3 separate regions of the Mus musculus genome follow, and all the other regions are linked to region 2. A link is a contact called in ENCODE Hi-C or POLR2A ChIA-PET data. All regions are on one chromosome and are shown on one strand. Each heading gives the region's core, a stretch centred on a gene start or an enhancer-like site at or near the end of the contact. The rest is flanking DNA. Distances are from core to core; before and after follow the strand shown.

Region 1 (4,413 bases), core at 1,628-4,127, 310 kb before region 2:
GTCCTGTGACCTCCACATGTGCACTGTGGTTCTTTGGGACACACATGCACACATATGCACGCACACAAACGTACACTAAATAAATGTCAAATAGAAAAGTATTTCCCACTGAGCTAGGCATGGTGGTAAGCACCTGTAATTCCAAACTCAGGAAGTAGAAACAGGAAGATCATGAGTTCCAGGCCAGCCTGTGCTAACAGTGAGCCCCCATCCCACCACTAACCCCACTACAGACTACTGATGCTGCCCTTGGTTACTCCCCAGAGGAGGAACTAAATCCCTCCTGCTGCAGTCACCATGCACTTCAGAGGCAGGAATCAGAGGCCACTGAGGAAACTGACCTGCACGCCTCCTCCCCGAGGCCCAGCTTTCATGGTACTGGGAGGGATGCAACCACAGTCCTGCCCAGCTGTGATGTCTACAAACCACAGCAGCAGTCAGCACGGCACAGTAAAGGGGGCAGGAGAGGTGTGAACACCAGGGCAGTAACAAACAATTTTCTACTTGGACTTAAGACCCTCTCAACATAGGAAAAGCATGCCCAGCCAACTACCCTGGGCTATGCAATCCTGAAGGAGAACCTACAACCACCACCTCACAAACCAGCATAATCCCCGACTACACTCAAAAGTATTTGTCCTTATACCCACAGAGAAGTATAGTCCTCATCTCAGAACTGCTGTGCAATAGAGACCATTACAGAAAACCACAACCAACCAAAACGCAGAGTTGAGGAGCCCAATCTCCCAATGAATACATCCACAGAACAACTCCTACACCCAAGGCTCAGGGATCACTGGGGAAGAAGGAACTGAAAACCTTCAAGAGCCGAGGATCAGGAAGTTTGCTGAGATTTGTGTCTCCAAGGATGTCAGAAACTACACCCAGAAAGTCTCTCAACATGGCTGCCTAAACATAAGCTGAACAAGGACAACAGACTTGCTAACATGGATAGAAGAAAGGCCAAGAGATGTGAACCCTACAGGCAACCAATACTGTGAGTGGGAGAAACAGTATTACCCAGGGAAGAACAGACCAATTAGCTATCCAATACCAAACAGTCAACCCTGACGCTGACACACACTGACTGACACACACACACACACACACACACACACACACACTAGTATATAGCAGGTGTATTTATGTATTTAGGAACATATATATACTATGTTATATAAAAATCATTTTAAAAAGAGGCCATGAATTTGAAGGAGAGCAAGTGAGAATATATGGAAAGGTTTGGAGGGAAAGGGGGAATAATGCAATTATAGTCTCAAAAAAGTAATTAAAGGGGCTGGGGAGATGGCTCCGTGGTTAAGAGAACTGGCTGCTCTTCCAGAGGTTCAGAGTTCAATTCCCAGCAACCACATTGTGGCTCACAACCATCCATAATGAGATCTGATGCCCTATTCTGGCATGCGGGTATACATGCAGATAGAGCACTCATATACATAAAAATAAATAAAAAATAACTTTAAAAAAAGTAATTAAAAACAACAAAGCAGATTGTTACCAGAAACTTGCAAGTCAAAGGAAAGACTTGAGCCCATCTCATCTTCTTCATTCCTATCCCAAAGTTACTTCATACCCACAGTCTCCTTACAGAAGCAAGAATAACTCAGATCAAGTCACTTACTTTCTTTGTCTTCTCCACTCAGAATAAGTTCCAGCCTCACATGATACGGCCCCAGCCTCACCTAGACAGCACCTCACTTATTTACATCTCACAGCCATGCTACTGTCTGTCCAAAACCCTGCACACCACCTGCCTCTCTTTCCTACTGGCCGTGGAATTCACTTCTGTTTTCTCTGCTAAGCACTTCTGAATGAAAAAAGAAAAACAGCAAGCTTTCACATTAATTATGATTAAGAAGCTTAAACTTGGGAAACAAGGTTGCATAGGAAGAAGAAACTGTCTCTAATCTGAGACAACAGAGCTAAAACTGCACTGACTTCTGCTTTTAACCTGCTCACCCTTTCCCCTTTTCTAAAGAAAAAAAAAAAAAAGGTCATTTTCTCCCTTGAGAATTGAGCACCACCAATATCACACGGATAGCAAGTTCCATCTGCTAAAGATAAAACTATCATAACCAGAGCCTGTAAAGGAACAAAAGGGTCATCCTAAAATATAAGATTGTGACAACGCCTAACCCCATATAAACCATCAAACACAGAGACGGCTAAGAGACGGCTGGAAGCTACAGCTGCACGCTGATATTAGTCTCTCCTTTCTCTGAGTGCCGAGAATTCTCTTAGGGGAAGGTTGGGGACCATCCACACTTCCCAACATTTTCATGCCCCAGACTAAAGTGTTCTTTAAGTACTGATTTCCACTAAAATGCTACGTCAGAAGAGGACCTACAAGACAACACTAATCGGATTAAGCGCCTGTTGATACTCTCCACTCTACTGCTCCTCCCTCCCTCCCTTTCTCAGGAGCGCACTTAAAAACCCTTAGCCACTTTATCTGAAGTTGACACTGGGAAAGCGGGGCCGCATCTGACTGCTTACTTCTCAATTCCCAGTACCTAGGACCGGGCCTGGCTCAATTAAGAAAGTCCCAAGTCTTGATAATGAATTCTACGTCCCGTTGGTCACTGATCACTCTTTTGGCGGCTCCGCCTGTCTCCACAACTCCTTCCACAGAAAGCCCGTCACAGTTCTTCCCGGCTTCCAGGGGCCTACGTGCAGAAGGTTCGCTCCGGCGGCCGTCTCAAGACTTCTCGGTCCCCAGAGGCCAGGGAAAGTGATAAAGCCGGAGCTCCGACCTCCGCTGGAACTCACTCACCTTCTTCTTCTCCAGACCTCCCATAGCTCCACGTTGAGAAATTCAAGGCAGCCAGAACACCAGAGCTACTTCCTCCCGCACGTGCCCTGCCTAGGGCCCTGAAGGACCCCACGCCGCCAGCTGAGGGCTGTCTGAAAATATGCCTGTACAAATCCAGAGAAAGTTGTGCTTTTGGCGACCTCGTTATTTACAACCAAATTCTCTAAAGCTCAACAATTGTGGTAGTTCTTTCAGTTCTTTTCTTAGTTACCAAAATCTATAGACAAGCTTTAAAGCAACATGGAAATTTAGGCAGTTTTATAAGCACCCTAGACACGGTTGTTTGAGCACGCGAGCCCCAGTGCATTTTGGGATACAGCAGGACTGAAGGGATGGGAGACAGACAGCCCGGAGCCTTCTGGGATTCAGAGAGCTCTGTAGTTTGGCCTCTAATCCAGAGATCCGCCTGCCTCTGCCTCCAGAGTACTGGGATTAAAGATGTGTGTCACCACGCCTGGCTGATGTTTTCTTTAAAAACCAAACCAACCAAACAAACAAACAAAAACAGAAATGCTCACTAAACCTAAAGCTACTAGTTTTTGTAATGCTAGGCCAGTGAGTTTAAGGGAGTTCAATTGTCATGGCAACGGTTGCTAGGCGTTGTAAACCCAGCTGACCAGATTTTGCCTTGTTGACCTTAGATTCAGCTGCACCTAGTTTGTTCAAGTTAGAATAAAATAGAGCAAAGGCCGACCTTTGACCTCCCACGGACACGGAGAGGGTCTAAGGAACTGCTTATATTTGGGGAATGAGTTGAGGCAGAAGGGACGGATCTCTGTGAGTCCGAGGCTAAGTTCCAGGACAGCGAGGGTATTGAGTGACGCACTGTCGAAACAAAACAAAAATGAAAAGAAAGAAAAATAATGGAAGGCATAGCATGATGGTGGTGCCTGTAATCCCAGCACACAGGAGTCTGAGGCTGGGAGAGCACAAGTTTCAGGCCAGCCTGTGCTAGAGATAGTGTTTCAAAACAACAAAACCAAGAAAACAAAACAGGACTGAGGAGATGGCCCAGTGGACAGAATTCCTGACATGCAAGCATAAGGATATGGAGTTCAGATCTGCAACACACACATAAAAGTTGTGCGCACATTTAAAACATATCATTCCATCTATAAAGATAATTTTTAAACTTATGAGATCTGATGATAGGTTTAAGTCAGTCTTAAAGGTGGTAATTTCATGTTTATAAAAAAGTTAAAATTTATGACTTTTTTATCAATTTCCTTTAAATTTTATTACTTTTACTTCAAAATGTTAAAAAAATTCTTGGTTTTCTGCTTAAAGTCATGTATAGCTGAAATGTAACTTTGAAAGATGAGTTTAATAAGAATGAACATTCTCTTTATCAGTATTTATAAGAGTGGTTTTGTATACTTGATACAGTAAGCATATTTATCTCTTTAAAAAAGAAACTGTGATTTCCATATGTTGAATATATATTTATACTAAAATAAAGTACCAAAATCCAAAAAAAAAAAAAAAGTTGTGTGCAGGCACTCGGAAGGCAGAGGCTGGTGAATCTCTGAGTTCTAGGCCAACCTGGTCCTCAGAGTGCGGTCCAGGACAGCCAGAGTCACAAA
Region 2 (4,529 bases), core at 2,025-4,524:
CCCACACCAGAAATCCCAGCACTTAAGAGGTTGAGGGTATGAGGTTCAAAGCCAGCCTGGGCTACAGTTAAGCTCTGACTAAAAGAAAAACACCCTCATTGTGGTGTTGTACAGTTAGTGTTTTCTTCAAGTAAAACAAGACACATTCATAGTAGAAATATTTCAAAATTCAAATTTGTGGTCCAGGTAAGAAATTCCAAAATTTCCAAAATGATATGCCAATCCTTCTATGTTGAAGCAAGCACTAATTTCAATTCAACATGGATAAAATTCACAGAAAATTTTCCAACATCACTTTATTCAAGTAACTCAGTTTACTTCCTTGCTTTGGCAATGTTCATAAACTGTTAATAATGTGTACAATAACAAAGGGAGAAATTATACTTAGAAGTTTAATAAAATAAACCAAAATAATAAATCAGGAAGTTAAATTCTCTGCCTTACAGACAGAAAAACAAAACCTTCAAAGTAATGGTCAATAGTAGGTTAAAATTAAGCACTGTAGCCAAATGCTTCATACTGTCTTAAATCTGGATACCTTTAACTTGCCTCTCCAGCTGCCTCTCTGTAAGCCTTTAATTTCTTTGAGCCTCGGGTTTCTCAAATGCAAGACAAGAATAATTCTAAACCTATAGATTTGTCTTAGAAATTACTTTATATTTAAAACAGTAAGTAGTGGAAGCAATGAATTGCTGATATTACTGTTATTGCACAAAGTCTATAGTGATGCTGGAACAAGACAGATTTTTGAAGGCCAGTTCAGGGTCATCCAAGTTTCAGTATATTTATAATTCCAAATTTGCTCTGCCAGGTCAAAATTCAAATCTGACCCCTTTATAGAACACACGCAGCCATGAACATTTAAGTCTCTTCATCTGCTTATTCTTAATATGTAGCTCAAATATAAAGAATATCGAAAGTGTGGCCAAAGGCTGTGCTAGCATCTTTGATCAGTGACCTAGGTTCCAGATTCATAATCTGTATCCAAGGTAATCTCTGTGGTACCATCTCTCTCTGTGATCTACCTCAATTAAAAGAAAGGAAGGAAGAAACAAACAAACCAAAAACCTTCCTAAATAATGCAAAATTAAACCTCTTGGCATTGAACAAATCACTGCTCAGAAAAATTTACTATTCAAAAGTTTTTTTTAAGTATCATGGAATCACAAAAGACTAGAAAATTACTGTACTATTATGAGATACCTGAAGTCTATGGTCTCTACTCTGCAGATGTTTTTTCTAACTGGACCATTTATTCATCTAGGTTTTCTTTACCTCCTTATCCAAATACTCTAATACTTACCTTGAACCCAAAAGTAACAGGTGAACTGAAAGATTAGACTCCGACAAGATAACTTAATGAAGGGCTTGGTAGCATACACCTATAATCCCAGCATTTAGGAGGTGAATGGAAAGATTAGATTTTGGCAAGATAACCTAATGAAGGGCTTGGTGGCACACACCTATAATTCTAGCACTTAGGAGGCAGAGGCAGGCAGATCTCTGAGTTCCAGACTAGCCTGGTCTGGTTCAGGCCTGGCTGGGCTAGGTAGAAAGACCCTGTTTCCAAACTAATTAACTAAACAAATACACAAACCCTAAAATATTCCATACCAAATGGTAATGATGTTAATCTCTTCACTTACTCAAGACCATGAACACAGCATCCTTCTGTGATTTCACATACTTTGGAAAAAGACTACCTAAATCAAGGCCTTTAAAGAAACTTCCACTCTTCCTTAGCATATATAAACTACATTGGATTTACAGCCAATTTGCCAAAATGACAAAACCAATTGTTTGCTGAAAATTAACAAATGCTTTCTTCTTCCAAGTTGGTCATTTTTGTCATCATCATCTTGTGGTTGTTGCTGTTGTTAGAAACACTTGTTATAAACCCAATTGTCTAGGATGTTACTAAAGATGTGCAACAGTTGATACTAGATGGTCCAAATTTTGATGATCCAAAGAGCAGTTTTGCTGGATTCCTATTAAACACTTGGATGAAACAACTCAATATGATATAAAGTTTGTATTTTGAAATTTTTGATCCAGTAAGTGAAATCATTTTCTTCTAGATTACCAACAAATAATTCACTGATCTCAGTTCTTCAATACAGAGCTCAAGACATCCAGTGATACATCTTACTCCAATGACACAAGCCAAAGAATAAAAAAGCAAAATTTTCTGGAGAAAGGATTTCCATATTAACATCAAGGAGGAGTTACTGGTTACCTCAGTGGCACCTAACAAGATACTTACGAATTTGTGTGGAGATATTCAAAGGTTAGTTGAGCTCGGTTGAGACTGCTGTAATTGGTGAAGGCCATGACAGCAATGAGTCTTCAGTCTTTGCCGGTTAACAGGAAAGTACATATAGTGAAATCGATTTCCCCAGGATTCTGATCAGTAAAGGGTAAATTTGTGCTTCTTAGTGACACATAAAAAAAAAATTTCCCTAGTATCTATTCAAAATACAGGCAGATATTTAAAACTGCGAGTGATTTAAGTATTTCAATGACTCTGATGTAATACTTTGGAAAGAACTATATTCGAAACCTACTGTCCTTAAGTGCTCCGGGGGGTCAAGCTTTCTTCACACAATTCCGACGCACATCAAAAGTGAACGGTTCTGAATGGTCTTCAAACTTGGAGGTTTACAGCTTCAACTTCACGTTCAAGTCCTTTTCTGTTCTCCTAAATTCAGGAAATTGACCTACTTCTGACGGTTCACCTACTTCATTACCACCGAAGACTTTGTCACCACCGAAGACACCAGGCTCCTCAAAAGAGTGCTCTACTGGACAGTGCAGTGGAGTGGAGGCTACTTCTGGCTTCACCGCTTTCCAACAGAAAGGTCCTTGGTGCTGACTGACAGATTTCTTTTCCCAAACCCCGCCCAAACACAGCTTGCTATTATGCCACAATCACCACAGGTTGTGGGTGAAATTACTCACAGTGGCCCACAGAAACACCTCACAACCTACCCTCCCGAATCACCTCAGGTGCGCCCTTCCCCCACACCCTTCAGAAGATGGCCTCGGGCCCTCGGGCCTTCCCAGGCCTGGGTCCTGTGGCCACCTCCTCGCTACCGACAGACAGGAGTTAGTCCCAGAGCCTGGGAGAACAGAGGAAAGTGGCGAGTGCACCACCAGATCCGATCGGGCGTTGCCTGCAGCTCGCAGATGCCTTTGTCCCTCCCCGTGGAATTGGAACTCAACCACCGCAGCGCGCTCTTGGAACCATGTGCTGCCTCCGCTGCCGCTGCCGCCGCCGCCGCCGCCGCCCGCCCGCGCCGCGACACGACACGACACGCCGCGCCTCAACAGACGATGACAGGCTGGGCGTCACGAGATTCAGCGTTCAGTACGGCTTTGCGGCCGGTGCTGCCCGCGCCACCGCTACCTCAGCCACCGCTTTGTCTCCGTAAGCGCACGCAGCGCGAATCACCTCGCTCACTCCCGACGGCCCGGCCGCCGAGGCCTCCAGCGCACCTTCGGCCAATCACAGAGCTCGAAGTCTTCCCGCCCCCGCCCTGAGACTCCACCTTCTGATTGGCGAGCGACGTCGGTCCACGTGACCGGATCTTGTTTGGCCGGTCCGCCCCCATCACGTGAGGGCGCGCGCCTCTCTTCCTGCTTTCCTGACCCCTCTCGGCCATTTAAAGGAACAGTACCGGGGGCGGGCCGAGAGACGCAGCCGGGACGGTAGCTGCAGAGCAGAGCGGAGGAGCCATCTTGTCTTGTCGCCGGGGAGTCAGGCCCCTAACTCGAAGAAGCCCTGGCGCGCCCTCCCCCCCTCCCCGGTCTGGTAGGGCGAAGGAGCGGGCGTGCGGTCGATCGAGCGATCGGTTGGCGGCTCTTTCTCCTGCTCTGGCATCCAGCTCTTGGGGCGCAGGCCCGGCCGCCGCGGCGCGCGCCCGGTGGCCGTTGGCGCTCGCGCCGCGTCTTTCTTCTCGTACGCAGAACTCGGGCGGCGGCCTATGCTTTTGCGATCCGACGAGGGGTCGTCCGGGTGGTTGGCGGCGGCGGGCAACTCCGCCCCGCTCCCGGGGAGGCGGCGGGGGAAGCTGGGGTGGCCGGGGCTGGCCTGGAGGCCTGGCGCCACCCCTCGGGGCCTGCTAGGACCCAGTTGGAGGGTCAAGAGGGAGCTGGAGGATGGTTGGTGGTGGGCTTCCTCCTTTGCCTTTTCCTACTTATGCCACCTTAGTGGGGAGCGAGAGCGCTGGCGGCAGCTCCGGGGTGGGGATTCGAGCTCCGGAGTCGGAAGATCTGGGTTTGCTTCCGGGCCTAGCCACTCGCTGGCCGAGTGACCTTAGGCAAGTCACTCTGTAATCTGTCTGCGCCTCAGTTTCCTCCTCTGCCTATCAGTGTGTGTATGGAATTGGAAGCTCTCTTCAAAAGTGTCGGTTTACAGAAAGATGATTATTGTTTTTTTTTCCTTTGAGTTGCAAGAAGTCATAACAATTGCTCATTCCCTGAAATTAAATTCGGGAACCTTTTATTGGAGTTGGAGATGGGAAGGTTCC
Region 3 (4,244 bases), core at 660-3,159, 320 kb after region 2:
GCTTTGAATTCAAATCAGAACACACCCATTGCCTTTGGCAGGTGGTCAAACTTCTGGGTGACTCAGAGCCCTCACACAGCTTCTCCCCGGGGACTGTGAGCATGGGGCCTGGCTCACAGCATCCGCTACACAGTAAAGGCTGGCGGGGCGCTTGGCGGAACAGGCAGGCAAGCTGCCTCCCACCGTTGTTTACAAGCGCTCGCAGAGGATGAGCTCACTCCGAATGCTGCGGCGGCCAATGGGCTTTGAGCTCCGCTGCCTGGAGATAGCTCTGGCCAATCGGACGGCGCGGGGGTGGGGACGGGGCGGGACGGGCGTCGAGCGGCCGCACGTGCGCGGCGGGTGTAACCGCTGCAGCGCTGCTCGGCGCACAGGGCTGGAGTCCCTTACCCGTGGTCCCAGGGCGAGTACCTGGGCAACTCACGTCCTCGCAGGGCCGCTTTTCAGGGACGCCGGTCTCGCTGCTGATGTAGCACCAGGGCCCGCGCGGGTCCTGGTCCGGGTTCCGGCAGTAGTTGTGGTTGCCCGGGCCTGAGGTGGGGAGAAGAGGAGTCAAGGGCCGCGGCCGCCGCCCACCAACCCCGCCCGCCTCCCCGGCGGACACTCACTGGGCTCGGTGAGCGACTCGCGGCTGCCTTGCGCGGCCAACCAGTTGAGGCAGCGGAGACCCGGCGCGGGCGAGGGCTGGTCCTCCCGGTACAGGTGGCCGTTGTCCCAGAAGCAGCCTATGAGGAAGAGGAACCCGCCCGAGACTCTTAGTGCGTTTCTCTGGCCCCGCGGGAGAAAGCCCTGTGTACCTCAGAGTGTCACGCCCCTGGCGGCGTTTGGTCCACACACAACACTCGATTTAGCTTTCTTCTTCCTTCCCTTCCCTTCCCTTCCCTTCCCTTCCTTCCTTCCTTCCTTCCTTCCTTCCTTCCTTCCTTCCTTCCTTCCTTCCTTCCTTCCTTTTAAAAAAGCTTAAGATCGCTGCACAACTGCAAAGGGTTGTTATTCTTGGACTTGGGACCACTTTGAAGGTACAAGAAGGTCTTTCTCCCTAAGGTCTTTCTGTGGAGATGGTGAGTTTGGTTCTGGGCAGTCAGACATGGAAGTCATCCCAGTGTTGAGAAGTCAATGTTATATAAACTGGTGTTCCCTTCTCTACGAATACAGCCACTTTCTGCTAGTTTAACAGACACCGCCAGCTCCCAAGAGAATTCCACAAAAGCCTTTGATTCAGGGAAGCAAAAGATCCAATAGAGACCCCAGCTGAGGGTCTCTGCCTCATCTCTTAAGCTCCCACTCCCCTCAGCAGAGAGCCACGGGAGGAGGCTGGAGAGGGGAGGTTCGTGCGCCTGCCACACAAAGCAAACGGACTTTAAAAGGGTAAGACTCTGGGGAGTAGAAGAGACGAATTCCACTCCATCCACTCGTGTGAAAGGAAAGGGAAAGAGAAAGTGACTACTTGTCTTTGTTCTTAATGGCAAAGATGGAGCTGCAAGCCTCTGGCAAGGAAGGAGAGAGGAGAGAAGAATGCTTTCGTAGGATAACGAGAAAAGCAGCCAAAACCTTCCTTCCCTGTCGGCCTGACCACGTTTGGGGAATCTGTTTCATTTAAGTTGCTGCAGAAAGGGGGAGAAAACGTAATCTCACCTCCAGATCCATAGGCTTCTGCCAGAAGCATGTTGCTGAGAAGAAATGTGTGTACCCAAGCCAACAGCATCCTCGTCTCTTCGGCTCGCAGGTGACTCAACAGCCAGTGTCCAAATGGGGGGGGGGGGTCCTCCTTGGCAGCAGTTTTGTCTCCTTGCAGTCAGACTGGCCGGCCCCTGTTATGCTCTTCTGGTAAACAGCCTCTCTTTAGAACTGGGAGCTTCCCAGCTAGCTTGCTGCAGCCGAGGTGTTTTTCAGCTGAAAGGCGCCCCCTGGGTCCTAAGCCTCCTAGACCTTACCAGATCACTAACCCTGAGCCAAGAGAGGAACTCAGCCAAGCCGAGAGTGGCAGAGAGGTTTTGCTTAGCAGCAGCTCCGCGTGAGACCTGCACAACTGCATGCCCAGGGCTTTTCTTCCTTTTCCACCAGTGTGAGTACAGAGTCACTGTGTCAGAAGGCATCGTGGAGTGGGGTGGATTAGGAGCCCCAAAAGCACTACACAGTTGTAAGAGCGGATGCTGATTGCAGAAGCAGGAAGAATTTAAGACCACATAGACAGCACAACTAAGAATTATCTGTCTGGAAGCAATATATTTAAATTGTACTTTGCTAGGGCCAGTTCAGTCACATTCCTTTACTAACATTTGAGGTTTGGGTTATCCATATATAGTAGGAACACAGAAAGGGTATCATTAGCTGAAAATACATGTTACACAAACATTGAATTCCTTTAGCTATATTGTAAAGTCCACCCTTTTTACCAGCCCAGAAGTAAAATGTCTTCCTTCCAACTCCCCTCAAGCAGTATATAGGAAATCTAGTTGCAATAATTTGTGTCTACAGTTAAACCACATCCACATAACTTAGGGCTTTTGGAGTTTCTATTTGGCTGGCAGTTGAAGTTCCCAAGCAGCCTCAGTAAACTGAGAGAACAGGGTGGTTTGCCAAGACTACCTTGTGACTGGGGCAAATCCAAGAATAGAAACTCTGTTTTGATCTTGCCACAATGTAGGGAGGAAAAAAATAACACTATGAAGTAAGTTTTATAGACTTTATCATAGTGGAAAGCTAATGTGATTCTAACTATGAGAAGTGATTGAACCCTGATGTGTCTTTTAAGAAGAAAAGGGTTATTTTTATTTGTGGGTTTATCTGTGTCTGTACTCAGGCCATAGGAAAACTTCAGGGCCTCAAGAACTGGGGTTATAGGCAGTTGTCGACCATGGGAGGTAGCTGAAGTAGGCAGTGGAACTCGGGTCAGCTCTTCTTGAAGAGCAGCAAGTACTCCTAGTCTCTGAACCATGTCCCCAAACCACCTGACATGCCTTTTAAAACCATTGTCCGGACTGGGGAGGTGGCTCATTAGTTACGAGCACTTGTTGCTCTTGCGGAGCACTTAGTTCAGTTCCCAGCACTTAGCATAAGGCCATCTGTGTCCAGATCCAGAATATGGACTCCCTCCTCTGATACTCAGTCATGCACATACACATATGCTGGCAAAACACACATATAAACACCGCCCCCCAAAGAGTGCGTGTGTGTGCGTGTGGGGGTGGGGTTGGGGAGGGGTGGGGGGGTGTGCATGTGGTGTGTATATATGTGTGTGGTATGTGTGTGTGTAGGGTCAGATCACATGGTGTGTGCCCATGTGTGTAAATAAGGAAGTCAGAACAGGATGCCCAGTGTCTTACTACCTTGAAACAGGTTCTCTTACTGGACCAAAAGTGTGACCTTTAAGCTGGGCTGCTGGCTCCTGGCTACATTCTCCAGTTGTGGGGACCCTGTCTATGCTCTCCAGTGCTGGGTTTTAGGTACACATAACCATGTCTGGCTTTTAATGTGTGCGCTAAAGATTTGAGCTCAGATCTCATAGGTGCAGAGCCTTGTCCTTTTAAAACACCTCAGTTGACATGTCAGAACCCTTTTGTTGATCCCTAATGCAACATTCTGAGTAGGGGAGTACAAGTCTGGAATCCCAGCTCTGGAGTCGGAGACAGGAGGGTCAGAAGTTCAAGGTCATCCTTGGGCATGTACAGAGGACGTTTGAAGCCAGCACTGGCTACACGAGGCACTGTGCCAAAAAAATATTTTTTTAAAGTTTGGTAAATGTTTTTGTTAATTTTACAAATATTTAATTTTGAAAACCTCCATATTAGCTGGTATTTTTAGATACTGGGACTTCATTGTGTGAACAAAAATATTTGAATTTGTACTCTTATGAAGCTTAAATTCTGGATGGGAGAGGCATGATATTTAAAACATCAGCATTATCACAGAAAAGAAAGTGATACAAGGCAAGAGAGAGACAAATGGAGTGTGTTTAGCTGGATAGAGAACGTATACAAGCTGGGTGCATGCCCATCATAGGAAGGTGAGGCAGGAGGGCTGTTTTCCACACTAGATGGTGGCATGAGTCTGGGGGAGAGAGTCACATGCAATAGCCAGCTTTACTCAGAACATCAGAAGAATCACATGAGTAAGGTGTTCAATCACAAGGACAAGCCACAAGCCACAAAAACACGTTTTTCTATAGAGGCACATGAACAACAGCAGCTGAAATAAATTCACTTCTATTTGCTATTCTGGGAGGAACCCCAGAGATCTGACGC

What was found. A loop is a pair of places that touch in the nucleus more often than their neighbours do. ChIA-PET counts read pairs that join two places held with the same protein, here RNA polymerase II (POLR2A).
Region 1: POLR2A ChIA-PET joins it to region 2 with 15 read pairs in embryonic stem cell. The contact joins the promoter of Pes1 here to the promoter of Morc2a in region 2. POLR2A ChIA-PET finds 5 or more read pairs at or near these places in 4 of 5 experiments (Patski and embryonic stem cell).
Region 3: POLR2A ChIA-PET joins it to region 2 with 14 read pairs in embryonic stem cell. The contact joins the promoter of Pik3ip1 here to the promoter of Morc2a in region 2. A Hi-C loop is called at or near these places in 1 of 37 maps with a recorded cell type or tissue (T-helper 1 cell). POLR2A ChIA-PET finds 5 or more read pairs at or near these places in 3 of 5 experiments (Patski and embryonic stem cell).

What each region holds. Positions count from the first base shown.
Region 1 is chr11:3,962,439-3,966,851 of GRCm38, reverse strand. It overlaps Pes1 (pescadillo ribosomal biogenesis factor 1), which reads right to left and starts at 2,877. Exons shown (of 15, transcript NM_022889.3): 1 at 2,792-2,877. The coding sequence starts at 2,815.
Region 2 is chr11:3,648,182-3,652,710 of GRCm38, reverse strand. Morc2a (microrchidia 2A) reads right to left here and starts at 3,274. Exons shown (of 27, transcript NM_001159288.2): 1 at 2,565-3,274; 2 at 2,264-2,403. The coding sequence starts at 2,331. Tug1 (taurine upregulated gene 1) reads left to right here and starts at 3,897. Exons shown (of 4, transcript NR_002321.2): 1 at 3,897-3,958.
Region 3 is chr11:3,328,396-3,332,639 of GRCm38, reverse strand. Pik3ip1 (phosphoinositide-3-kinase interacting protein 1) reads right to left here and starts at 1,909. Exons shown (of 6, transcript NM_178149.4): 1 at 1,636-1,909; 2 at 609-725; 3 at 412-531. The coding sequence starts at 1,705. Gm12592 (predicted gene 12592) reads left to right here and starts at 1,450. Exons shown (of 2, transcript NR_165248.1): 1 at 1,450-1,726.